Regions from separate parts of the Mus musculus genome. Here region 1 is linked to region 2. A link is a loop called in an ENCODE intact Hi-C map of the cell type or tissue named here. Cell type or tissue: heart. All regions are shown on one strand. Each heading gives the region's core, and the rest is flanking DNA. Links, peaks and the distances in the headings are about the cores only.

Region 1 (5,348 bases), core at 349-5,348, 340 kb before region 2:
GCAGACTGGGGTGGGGGGGGGGGGTGGGGGAGACGGAACAGCATTTCACAAAGCCAGCTGTGAGACACATCCCTCCATATCTGGAAAGAAAAATTACCTTCTCCTGGTTACTTGGGAAACTACAAGCCATACTAAGCAGATGCTGAGCCAGGCTAACGTAAGGACCTGCAGAGTCGTGACCCTCAAGCCCTGGCGGGTACCCTGCAGGGTGGTGAGTTCTGCGGCTCGGGCTTCCTCTAACTCCTGTCCATTCTAGGTCTAACTAGCATTTCAGGTCCCCTTTTTGTTCCTGGAATCTGTGACTGTTCCCACCTCAGGCAGGAAACTTGGCAGCAAACTCGGGAGGATCAGCCAGCCAGTCCTCAGAGGACCCGAGTGGGAGGCGAGGCAGGCAGGCTTGTGGAGAGAGCAGCTCTGGGAGAGCTGCATGCAGGCATGTCTCAGCATGCCTGGGCCTGCCCCACAACCTGGTTCTGCAGAGCCGCTGACTGGGGACTTTCCCTGAGGCGGCTCTCAATCCGGAGGCTCCCCTCTTTCCCAGGGACAGACAGACACGGGACTTGGGGAACTTTGTTGCCAAGTTGCCTGGATGCCGGGGGTGGGGTAGGAGACGAAGGTGGAAGACTGAGCTCACAGTCAGACTGACCAGATATGGAACTGTGTTGTGAAGTGGCTCAACCTTGAGAGCTTGGTGTTTCCCCAGGGACTTATGCCCTCTCATCCACCCTCAGACAGCCTGGGGCTATGCCGAGGCTGAACTCTTTAGCCTCAGGCTAGTTGAGGCCACAGATAGGAACCCGAAGGATGGCACTGTTAGCCCTAGAAAATGAGCTGGTAGAGTAGACAGGGACTCCCTGGGAACAGATGCGTTGGGTTGGGAGGGGCACTAGTTTCATGGGCGAGGTTTCTTTGGAAGCAAGGGTTCTTGAATGTGGGATGGAGGCCCTTGGAGAAGGAAGTCTTCCCCATCATGGGCGCTGAGAGAAGAGCTAGATCTTTCCCCAGGACTGGATGGGTTATGAGAGGGGCCCAAGTTGTCTTGAAAGATCATCAACTCAGGAGAAGGGGTGGGGAGAGCCTGTCGGTACCCCGTGAGGATGTATCTCCACCCCAGTGCTGCTCAATCTCTGGGCTCTGCCTCAGCTTCCTGTCCTCTCCCTGTGCCTCAGTTTCTCCATCTGTAAAGCAGGGGTCACCCTTGAAGATGCCTTAAGCTTTGTTAGACCCAAACAAGATGGCTGAAACTGGGGGCTCCTTCACTGAGACAGCTTGTCTTAACCTTATAGAACATTTGCTCGCCCCTGGGGAGGCTCCTGATGCCACAGGTCACTTTTGTCAGCTGCGGTCACAGGGTGCTGAGCTCTGAAAATGTCCCCCAAAGCTAAGCTCACACAGGGAAGATGCTGAGAAAGTTGTTGGAATTCAGATAAGACCCACCTACTGGAGCCTCAGTGCACCCCTAACTCCCTAGCAAACTCCCCAGGTGTCCCTACCCAGGAGAATGATGGGTGCCATTCTTATTTCCCATGAAGCTTACAGGTTGCCAGACTCCAGGACATCAAATGGACCATACTAGGCTACACCTTTTCATGTCCCTAAAGTTGCATGCTCTTTCCGGCTATGCAAGACTCCTCGCCACTTCAGCCTCACAGTAGGGAGTAACACAGTCTGACTGCCTGGGAACTTCCCATTCCTCTACACCTGTAAGAGGGGACCGCCCAGACTCCGCCTCATGGGCTAGAGTGCTTATTAGAGCCCATCTGTCTATCAAAGCAGCCACCCATGATACTATGTCTGTAGATGCACCAGTTAACTCTTCTAAGCAACTTCCTGCCACAAAGGACGAGCTGCCCAGTGGCCCTAGGACTTTCTCAGCCTTTCAAACGTGAGCCTGAATTCCATCAGGACCATCCTGGAACCTGGACCCAGCTTGGGTTCTCTGCAGGCACATATCCTGAACTCCCGTCAGTTATGAACCCAATAGGACGTTGCTCTGGGTGGGGGAGGCAGCAGACCCTCTCACCCCATCCTAAGCCTTCTTGTGACCATGGCAACCCCAGAAGCCCATGAAGGTCAAGCTTCAGCCACCCCACCCTCCATTCAGTGGACTCACTATGGCTACCATGTCCTTGATGAGTCCAGGTACTTAGGCCTCAGATGTTTGAGGAATTGTTTTGCTTTGATTGGTGTTATGTGGGGTCACATGGAAAGGTGATTGAGGGGTCACATGGGAAGGTGACTGGGGAGTTCACCTACCCAAGCATCCTGAGAGAACTAGGCTTCCAGTAGAGGTACTAAGGAGGACTGTGGCCCAGGACCTGAGGTCTAAGGATGTGGGTGCAGGGAGGACCAGTTCTGAGGTGACTTTGTCCCCTCTCCTCTCCAGCTGTGGCCTGGAAGTTGTCTACATACGACATTGTAACTCCAGCGATGTGTTCATATTGTGTTGTTTCCTTTAGTGAACAATTAGCTGGCTCTTAAGTTCTGTGATAGCCAGGAAGCGGGAGTGCCTGCTGGTCCTGAAGAGTTGGTTCCTAGGGCTGAAAGCAGAGTTGTTTGGAGAATCTGAACCACCAGAGGGCACCATCAGACAGGCGAAAGTGGCCACTGCTCAGTCCTGGTGTTTGGACCAATAAGCCTATGGGGGCAGCAGCAATGTGGGTGGAGGATAGAGGGGAATTGTGGGAAGGCTGGCTGGCTGCCAAAGTGTGTACTCTGCAGAAGTGAAGGAAGAGACTGGTGCAGAGCACAGGGCACCCTCCCCTCTGCCTCTCAGCTCCCTCAGTCTCCTGTCTTCATGTCTTAACTAAACTTGCCTAATACTTACCCAAAGTCCATTTTTTACGAAACTCTTTGTAGATAAAATAAGTAGTATCAAAGTAGTCTGTTCCACTGTAGGCAGGGCCCATGGGGACACCAACTTGGTCCCTGTGCTACCCGATCTCCTCAGGGGCAATGTGGACGGGACACGTAACACAATCTACTCGTGACCTGAGCAGAGGTCCCTGTTCCCGCTCTCTGCAGTGACCATCTGCTGGAAGATGAATTCACCGTCGTCTGTCACCTTACCTGTGATTGGCCTTGGATTGGAAGAGGGTCTCTTGCCTTGGGTATCCGTTGGGTGCTGTCACTCTGGCCCTGCCCATGGCGGGGATCATGGAGCCATTCCAGGCCTAGGCTGTCTTCCTTTAGTCCCCAGAGAGCTCTACTAGCGGCTGAGTCAGAGGGGTCTTGTCCTGAGATGACTGATGGTTCTATTAGGGTCAAGCTTGTGTTAGTGCTCTGGCTGGAATGATTGGGCCCAAAGACGATGGGGTCTTTGGGGTCTGAGTCACTGAAGCTCCTGGAAAACACCAGGTAGTGGGATGGAGAACCCTAGAAACTGGGTTGTCAGCCCTCCCCGAATTCCAACATTACTTGGATCTGGGGAGCCAAGCAGCTGTGCTGGATCATAATGGTAGGCATCCTTCAACAGCCTCTGGCCATTGTAAGCAGTAACAAGAAAGCCCACTGGTGAATGGGCCTAGTGTCTTTGGTTGCCCATGGACATGTGGACATAAGGCAGGCACCCTTTGTCCCTCAAGCTCCAGGTCTGTTTTATCCTTCCAGTAAAATTGGCTGCTGCCTAAGTATAACTGAGCTCCTGCCCTGACCCCGAGTCCTCAGCACATAGATGATCACCTCCTTCTTCCTGGGTGCTGAGCTGCCAAGTGCTCTGAGCAGCTCCTGCCCGGACCTCTTTTTCTGAGACATGGTTTCTCTGTGTATCCCAGGTTGTCCTGGAACTCACTCTGTAGACCAGGCTGGCCTTGACTCAGAAATCCTCCTGCCTCTGCCTCCCAAGTGCTGGGATTAAAGGCGTGCACCACCACTGCCCGGCTCAGACCCCTTCTTTGATGGGGCAAATAATGCTCAGAAGCCGTAGGCTCTGAGACTGTGCACAGAGAGATAGGTGCATAGAGACAGGAGAGTGTGAGCTAGCTCTCAGGCACGTGGGAATGCTCAGAACCAAAACCCCAAATATTTCTTCAATCTGATATCAGTCCCTGGAACTGGAAGATGCTGGGACCCTTGACAAAGACTCGCAGAAGCAATCATATTGCTGAGATTTAACCTAAGGGTTCTCCTACCCAGGTGCCTGGCTGTGGCCAACACAGAACTGCTATCCAGACACACCCACCAAAGACAGACAGGTAGACAGACTCATGCTGATGGCAAGAGTCTAAAAGCAATGGCCAAGGCCTCCTCTTCCATCCTGACAGAGGGGCCAACCAGCTGTTTGTCCTCAAGTGACCTTGGGTACCCGTCTTGTTGTTGGCATCTGGAGAATGGACCTGATTCAAAACCACATAGTGGGCCCAAAGCATTGCCTCAGTTTACCATATAGACCCACTCAGAGGCCCATCTGGGCCCATTATTGCCAGCGAATGGGGAAAGAATTACCCTTTGAGCTAGGGGTCTAGGTGGAAATTGATGGATGGGCCTCCCTCCCCCCTCTACCTAGAGTGTGGCCTCCCTGGAAAGGAAGTCCTTCAAGACTCTCACTCTGAGAGTCTGCAGCTCTAGAAATCTTCTATAGCTAAATGACCTCAACTCTCACCCTATTCTCCATGTGTCCCAAAGGAAACGGAAGAGACACATACAAAGTACTCGTCTGTGGCCTGTGACCTCTGACCTTTGACTTCCAGGTATCTCATGCTCTGTGTGCCTATGTGTATATGTGACCCCATACATTTATGTGCTATGTAAGGGGTGTGTGCACTAGGAATATACATGCAAGTGTGAATATGTGTGCACTCTATTATACATATGAATGTACAATGTGTGGGCATATGTGTGTGGTATGTGTATGAGGATCTGAGGAGCACAGCCCCACATACTCACATGGCTGTGTACATGTGTGCTCTATGTACATGGGAACATACCTGTATGAATGTTGAGCATATGAGAGTTCTCTGGAACATGTCTCATGAGAGGGAAGCTAGGCCCACCCTTAGGATGAAGTAGATAGAGGCCACATGCGTTGCAACTGATGGACTGTGGCAGTGTCTCTCATCCAACTGGTTAAAAAAGTGAGAAGTGTCCCATCTACCTTCTGCTCCCACATTGCTGTCCTGGCTCCTAACTCTGTGCATCAGTTTTAAGCAGGGTCCCCAGGGAACTTGAGCTCCCTGTCTGCAGGTCAAAATGTCTAGATATTCCAGAGGCCCTGACACCCTGGCACCTCTCCCTCAGGACCATGGCTGTGGTGACTGCCAAGAAAGAAGGTGGTTCTAGCACCAGGTTGGGAAGACAGCTGTGACTGGCGCTGACAGGCCCTTCCCCAACTTGTCAGGGCTTGGGGTTTG
Region 2 (5,371 bases), core at 79-5,078:
AATACAAAGGGACAGACAGCAGAGTACTTCCATCTGCAGCCGCTCAGCTCAAACACTTTAGGAGAATTTTCTTGTTAAAGCAAATTGACATGTTGTGGATTCAGTGTACTTGTTTTTAATACAGAAAAGAAGCAGAGATTCCAGTCCTGGGACAATGGAGCAATGAACACCATCTGACTTCCACACTGTTTGCCTTTAGGGCCAGGGTGCAGGGTCTGAGCTGCTCAGGCTCAACCCCAGAGGCTCCCTACCTACCGTAAGGATTTCCTTGGTCTGCTTTCAGCTCCAAGTCCCAGTCCTCATTAAAAAGATCTGCAGCCTGTTCCATGGGTGGGCAGGATGGACCCTCTGACAGCTCCCAGGCATACAACTCCCCATCAGCTTCCTTCTCCACTGCAAAGCCTTCCTCCTCAGAACTTGGGCCCTCGGCATGGGCAGGAATGTCAGCAGGGATGCTCTGAGCTCCACTGGCTATGAACAGACAGACAGTTTTTAAAAATGATAAACTGGAGGTCTGCTCATATGGTTAGAAACTTTCTGCCGGGCGTGGTGGCACACGCCTTTAATCCCAGCACTCGGGAGGCAGACGCACTTTGCGGATTTCTGAGTTCTAGGCTAGCCTGGTCTACAAAGTGAGTTCCAGGACAGCCAGGGCTACACAGAGAAACCCTGTCTCGGGGGGAAAAAAAAAAAAAAAAAGAAACTTTCTAATAGCCGTTTTCTAAGGAAGCAATAAAAAATCTACAGATAGTTCTTTCATTACGTGAGCACTTACTGACTGGAGTATTTAGTTTATATTTTAGAAATGAAGTTGATCATTTTTTCCAAGATGTTTTGTCATAAACAAGGCCACTCAGTCAGTACAGAGGGTATCGGCTTATAAAGGGGACATCTTCAGGTCGTTTACAGTGAACCCAATGGCCTCTGGCAGAGTGTACTTCCGCTATTCAAGCCCATGCCCCACTTTTCCTTTTGAAGCTTGTTAGATGCAAGTGCACAAAGGAAAACAGAACGGAGCCTGTCCAGTCCCCGTGTTCTTCCTCCTGAATTCAGGGAAGCCACACAGTAACGTAACAAAGCCTACAGAAGGACAGTAGACCTCCAAAACATGGGTTGCTATGGTGATACCAGGTCTGAGGAAAGGAAGCAAGTGGCCTGAGAACAGCCATGGTGTTAAGACTGTCATCACAGCTATAACACAATTCAGTGGAGAGCACGGAATCTGGAGACAGACTGCCTCAGGTCAGATCTGTTCTGAGCTGTCTGACACTGAAGGTAACTAACCCTGAATTACCACATGCTCTGGCAACTCCGCTTCAAACAGTGCACACTTCAGACAAGAAAAGATGTTCACTGCAGCACCATTCAGCCACCAAATGCCACCAGGGGATAAATGATCCACAAAGTGCAGGAAACCTGGTGGTGGGCGTGCTCAGTCTTGTGGGTGAGGGGTGCTGACGCAGGCTGCTACAGGAATGGACCCTGGAAATGTGCTGAGCTGGAAGAAGCAGGACGTAAGAGACCAAAATTTCCTTTACTGTGAATTCACACTTGCATGTCCATACCAGGTAATTCATTAGGGGTGGGGAGCTATCAGTAGTTAGGGGCTTGAGAACTAAAGAGTGGAGAGTGCTCCAGAGACAGGGCTTCCTTTTGGGGTCGTGACAACATCCTAGAGGTAGCAGTGACAGTTGTACACACTATCACAGAGCGGAATGAGCCAGGTCATATAGTTAATATAGTTAACAGGTAAAGCCAAGTCTATATCTTTTGCTGTATTTTAAGACTTTACTATGTACCTTAAGTTTCTCATTGGTGAAATAGTCCTCAGATTGTTGTGAGTTTATTTAGGGGGAAAAAAGGAAACACTCAGATCTGTGCCTGAAACACTTAGCACCTACTCTGATCATACCCATGCTGTCTGTACCCAGGCTGTATAGACCAGTGCTACCCAGTGTAACTCAGTACATCACAGAGCTACACAGTGGCAGTGTCATTACAGATCTTCTCATTCAACACGACGAAGTACCCTACTTTAAAGATAAAGCCATCTAGAGATGAAAAAGGCAAGCCCAAGGACTACAACCTGGGTCTGAAACTGAAACAGTCTTCCTAGCTACACACACTAGATGCTTTTCCTCCCAGTGAAATGGGGTGGTTTGGGTCCACGGTCATCCAGTACCTCCTCGAAGCTTCTAAACCAAGAGTCCCGCTGAGACAGTGGGCAAAGAAGGTAACTCAGTGGCTAAGTGGGTCAGCTAGCAAGAGAAGATAGACAAGACAGCGGGACTGTGCTGTCTCCATCTCTTCCAATGGCCACCCCAGCCCCAGTCTCTGCCGTCTACTTGCCTAGTCGATCCACGGCCAGCTCAGTCTCCGTCTCCCGACCAGAGAGGTCAGCTGTGGCAAAGCCAGCCTGTGGAAGAAGAAATAATTACCAGGAACTTGGGTAGTAGGACATGTCACTGCTTTGAAGCTCCAAACCCGCCCACCCATAATGCCCTGCACGATGTAGAGTTTGCACACCCTTCTGAGGACCTGGCAAGGCCTCAGAACAGGGCCTGTAGGCTACAGGCATCACCCAGGAACACTTCTCCGTTCTGACCGCTGGGAGTGCCCTTTTGCGGTGCCCAATGGACAGCTGTCACAGCTGTCAGTTTTGCTCTCAGCCCCAGGCCCTCTTCAGAAGTCTGGGCAGCAGGACTTCTCCAAGCTCAGAGACCCTAGAGCCAGATGGGACAGCTCCCTGGTCTCGGCTTGTAACCTCAAGTCTGTGTGTAAACTCTTTCCTCTAAGTCCAAAAACACTTTAACTGCTCTAACTTCTCTTTTTTCCTGGCCAGGATTGATAGTTGTCTCCTGAACCTGCAACTTCTCTGCACACCTTTGCCCTTCTCAGGTCTTTATGTCTAACAACTCCTTCCAACACAGCCATTCCACAGCGGTCCACGGGAGAAGCAGCCTGAGTTCTACACACTGGAAAGAATACCTAACCCCGCCCCCCCCCCAATGCCAACCAGGTAATTTTGCGGCCTGTTGCCTCAAAGTTCCCCAAACTTTACTCCCCCCAAGGTCTCTCTGCAGTGGAAACAGTAATGTCCAGGGCTTGGATGATCAGGCTGATGTCAGTTGTTGCCCCACCATGCACGTAGGCTGTGACCTTTAGATACTGGAATGGCTGTTCTGATCTGGCAGGGGTCGTATGATGGAGGATATTTATAAAACATCTAACATATGTTGGAGACGTAGCTCAGTTGGTCAAGTGTCTGCCTAGTGTACACAAAGCTACACACTGATTTTTCCAACACTACATAAAACCAGGCATGGTGGGCCACTCTGTAATCTGAGCATTTAGGAGATAGGTGCAGGAGGATCAGAAGTCCTGGCCACAGAGTGAGCCCAGCTCCTGGGCTACATGAGACCCTGTCTCAAAAATATTACAATAAAGCCAACAATAATAACAAAACCACCTGTTAGACTGCAAGAAGTAACACTTCTTTGACTTAAATTGCAATATTTATTTTATTTGTGTATATTTGTGTGTGTGTGAATATACCAGGAGGATCCCCTGGAGAGGGAGTTGCAGAGGGCTGAGACATCTGTTGTGGGTGCTAAGAGCCAAGCCAAACTCTGTAAGACCACCATGGCTGTCTTTCCAGCCTTCATCCTGCATGTAAATAAACTGTACTTAGCACTCACCCTAATTACCGTTCATTATCTAGTCACCCCTGAGCTTTAATGACTCTATCTCCTGTAGTCCGTGATAACCACAGACCACTGCTGCCCCCTATGGTGCTGGACCTCTTACTTGAACCTCACGCCTATCTCCCTACTCCTGCTCACCCTTCCACTTAAAAGCTTCGCGAGCCCTCCACTGCCATCACAGACCAGCAATGCCATTCATATTGACTCTCACGTTCCTTTCTGTAAGAAGCCTGCTCTCCGACCCAAGCTCCAAGGCCATTTGCCTTGCCCTTTCTCATATCCAGACCTTTGCTGGGCCTACCCTCTCACCCAAGAACATCCTTTCCAGATCCGCCCTAACAACATCACTCTCCTATTTTGCAAAAGTGATTTTCTTTGCAAATCTATTGGTACTTGAATAGCAGCTTCAAGTACCATCACTGAGGCTCTGGTAAGCGTTCTATTCATTCATCCAATTAGGATACACCAGGCATAGGTGCGGCTTCTGGGAAACAGGATGTCTACAGTCAAGAAGCTCGCAGTAGGTGGATGCAATACGGGCAGGTCATGGGGAAAGGCTGTATGGCGCGCACTTAAAAACAAGTTTCTGAAAACCCGTGTCACAAGGGGACCATTCGTTTCATCAAATGGGAAAAAGCACGGGTGACATCTGGCGTCCAAGGTCAGCTACACATCCCCACCAATGGCCAGAGGTCCTCAAGGTGAGAAAAAAAAAATCCGTTTCCTCGCAGCTCCCACCTGACCCAGCCCCCTGCGGCTGGAGCGGGCTCAGGGCAGCCGGCTCCGGGAAGCCAGCTCCGCGTTCCCTGCATTCACTCCCGCAGATGCTCCCCAGCAGCCCCAGTGTCCCTCTCCCTTCAGCGCCAGCCACAGCCTAGGGCTCGGGTCCGCGCGCGTTCCCGCGCCCACTGCCGTTACCGGCCAGGCTCTCTGCGTGCACTCGCGCGGCCCCGGCGTTTCCCGGGTGAGCGGCCTCCCGGCAGCGCGTGAACCCCGCGGTTTCCCGCCTGGGTGGTCGCGGATGCCCGCGTCCCCCACCCCGTCGCGCTCACCTCCGCGCTGGGGGCCTCCTGCGAACTCCGCTCGCCCGGGCCCCGACCGGTGGCTGCCTGAGGGTCCATGCCCGGCCGCCCACAGCCAGGCGCCTGGGACGCTCCGGCACGTGACGGCCGACGGGCTGCGGACAAGCCAATCGGCGTGGGGCGGCGCGGCGACCGAGGGGGCGGGGCGGCGCAGGGGCAGCGCCGGACGGCACGCCCACCTGCGTTGTTGTGCGGGACCGCAGGCTCTACAGCTCTTTCTGACCTCTAGTGCTGGTTTCGAGCCTTAGGCCTGATTGGGCACTGAGCCATCCCAGCCACACGGGGCTTTCCTACTGCATTGTGAAATGACACATAGAGCCCACCCGGGTGTCACACAGTCACAGCCGATGGGCTCCATCACTTTTCTCTCTACCCAATCACAGGGTTTTCCAGATTGCAGGCTGCACCCGCACTACAGCATCCCTTAATGAGGGACTTCAGCAACCTGAAATGATCTGAAATGATAACCCAGCAGCCTGGAGACATGCTGCTTTGATTTAATGATCGTCTTTAAAGTCAATCTGCAAGGAACCAGGATAAAGGAGCAAAACAACGTGCCACCACAAAAACAAGGTGGTGTTAGGA

What was found. Hi-C counts contacts between places; a loop is a spot of excess contacts. Peaks named below come from ENCODE experiments on the same cell type or tissue, not always from the same donor. Only the 100,000 strongest peaks of a DNase experiment are listed, where the experiment ranks them.
Region 1: a loop joins it to region 2, with 14 times the contacts of the local background. A loop is called at or near these places in 3 of 42 quality-filtered maps.

Annotation. Positions count from the first base shown.
Region 1 is chr8:13,548,579-13,553,926 of GRCm38, forward strand. It overlaps 1700029H14Rik (RIKEN cDNA 1700029H14 gene), which reads right to left. Exons shown (of 9, transcript NM_025601.3): 8 at 3,070-3,254; 9 at 2,144-2,540. The coding sequence ends at 3,189. Among named protein-coding and RNA genes, the nearest start is that of 1700029H14Rik, 11 kb to the right of the region's middle. In heart, for the core only: a CTCF peak has its summit at 2,568 (motif pointing right); DNase peaks (open chromatin) are centred at 373, 2,653 and 3,053.
Region 2 is chr8:13,885,411-13,890,781 of GRCm38, forward strand. It overlaps Coprs (coordinator of PRMT5, differentiation stimulator), which reads right to left and starts at 4,861. Exons shown (of 4, transcript NM_025556.3): 1 at 4,757-4,861; 2 at 2,350-2,416; 3 at 256-471. The coding sequence starts at 4,825. In heart, for the core only: CTCF peaks have their summits at 2,601, 3,787 and 5,000; a DNase peak (open chromatin) is centred at 4,901; H3K4me3 peaks cover 1,327 bases; H3K27ac peaks cover 1,009 bases.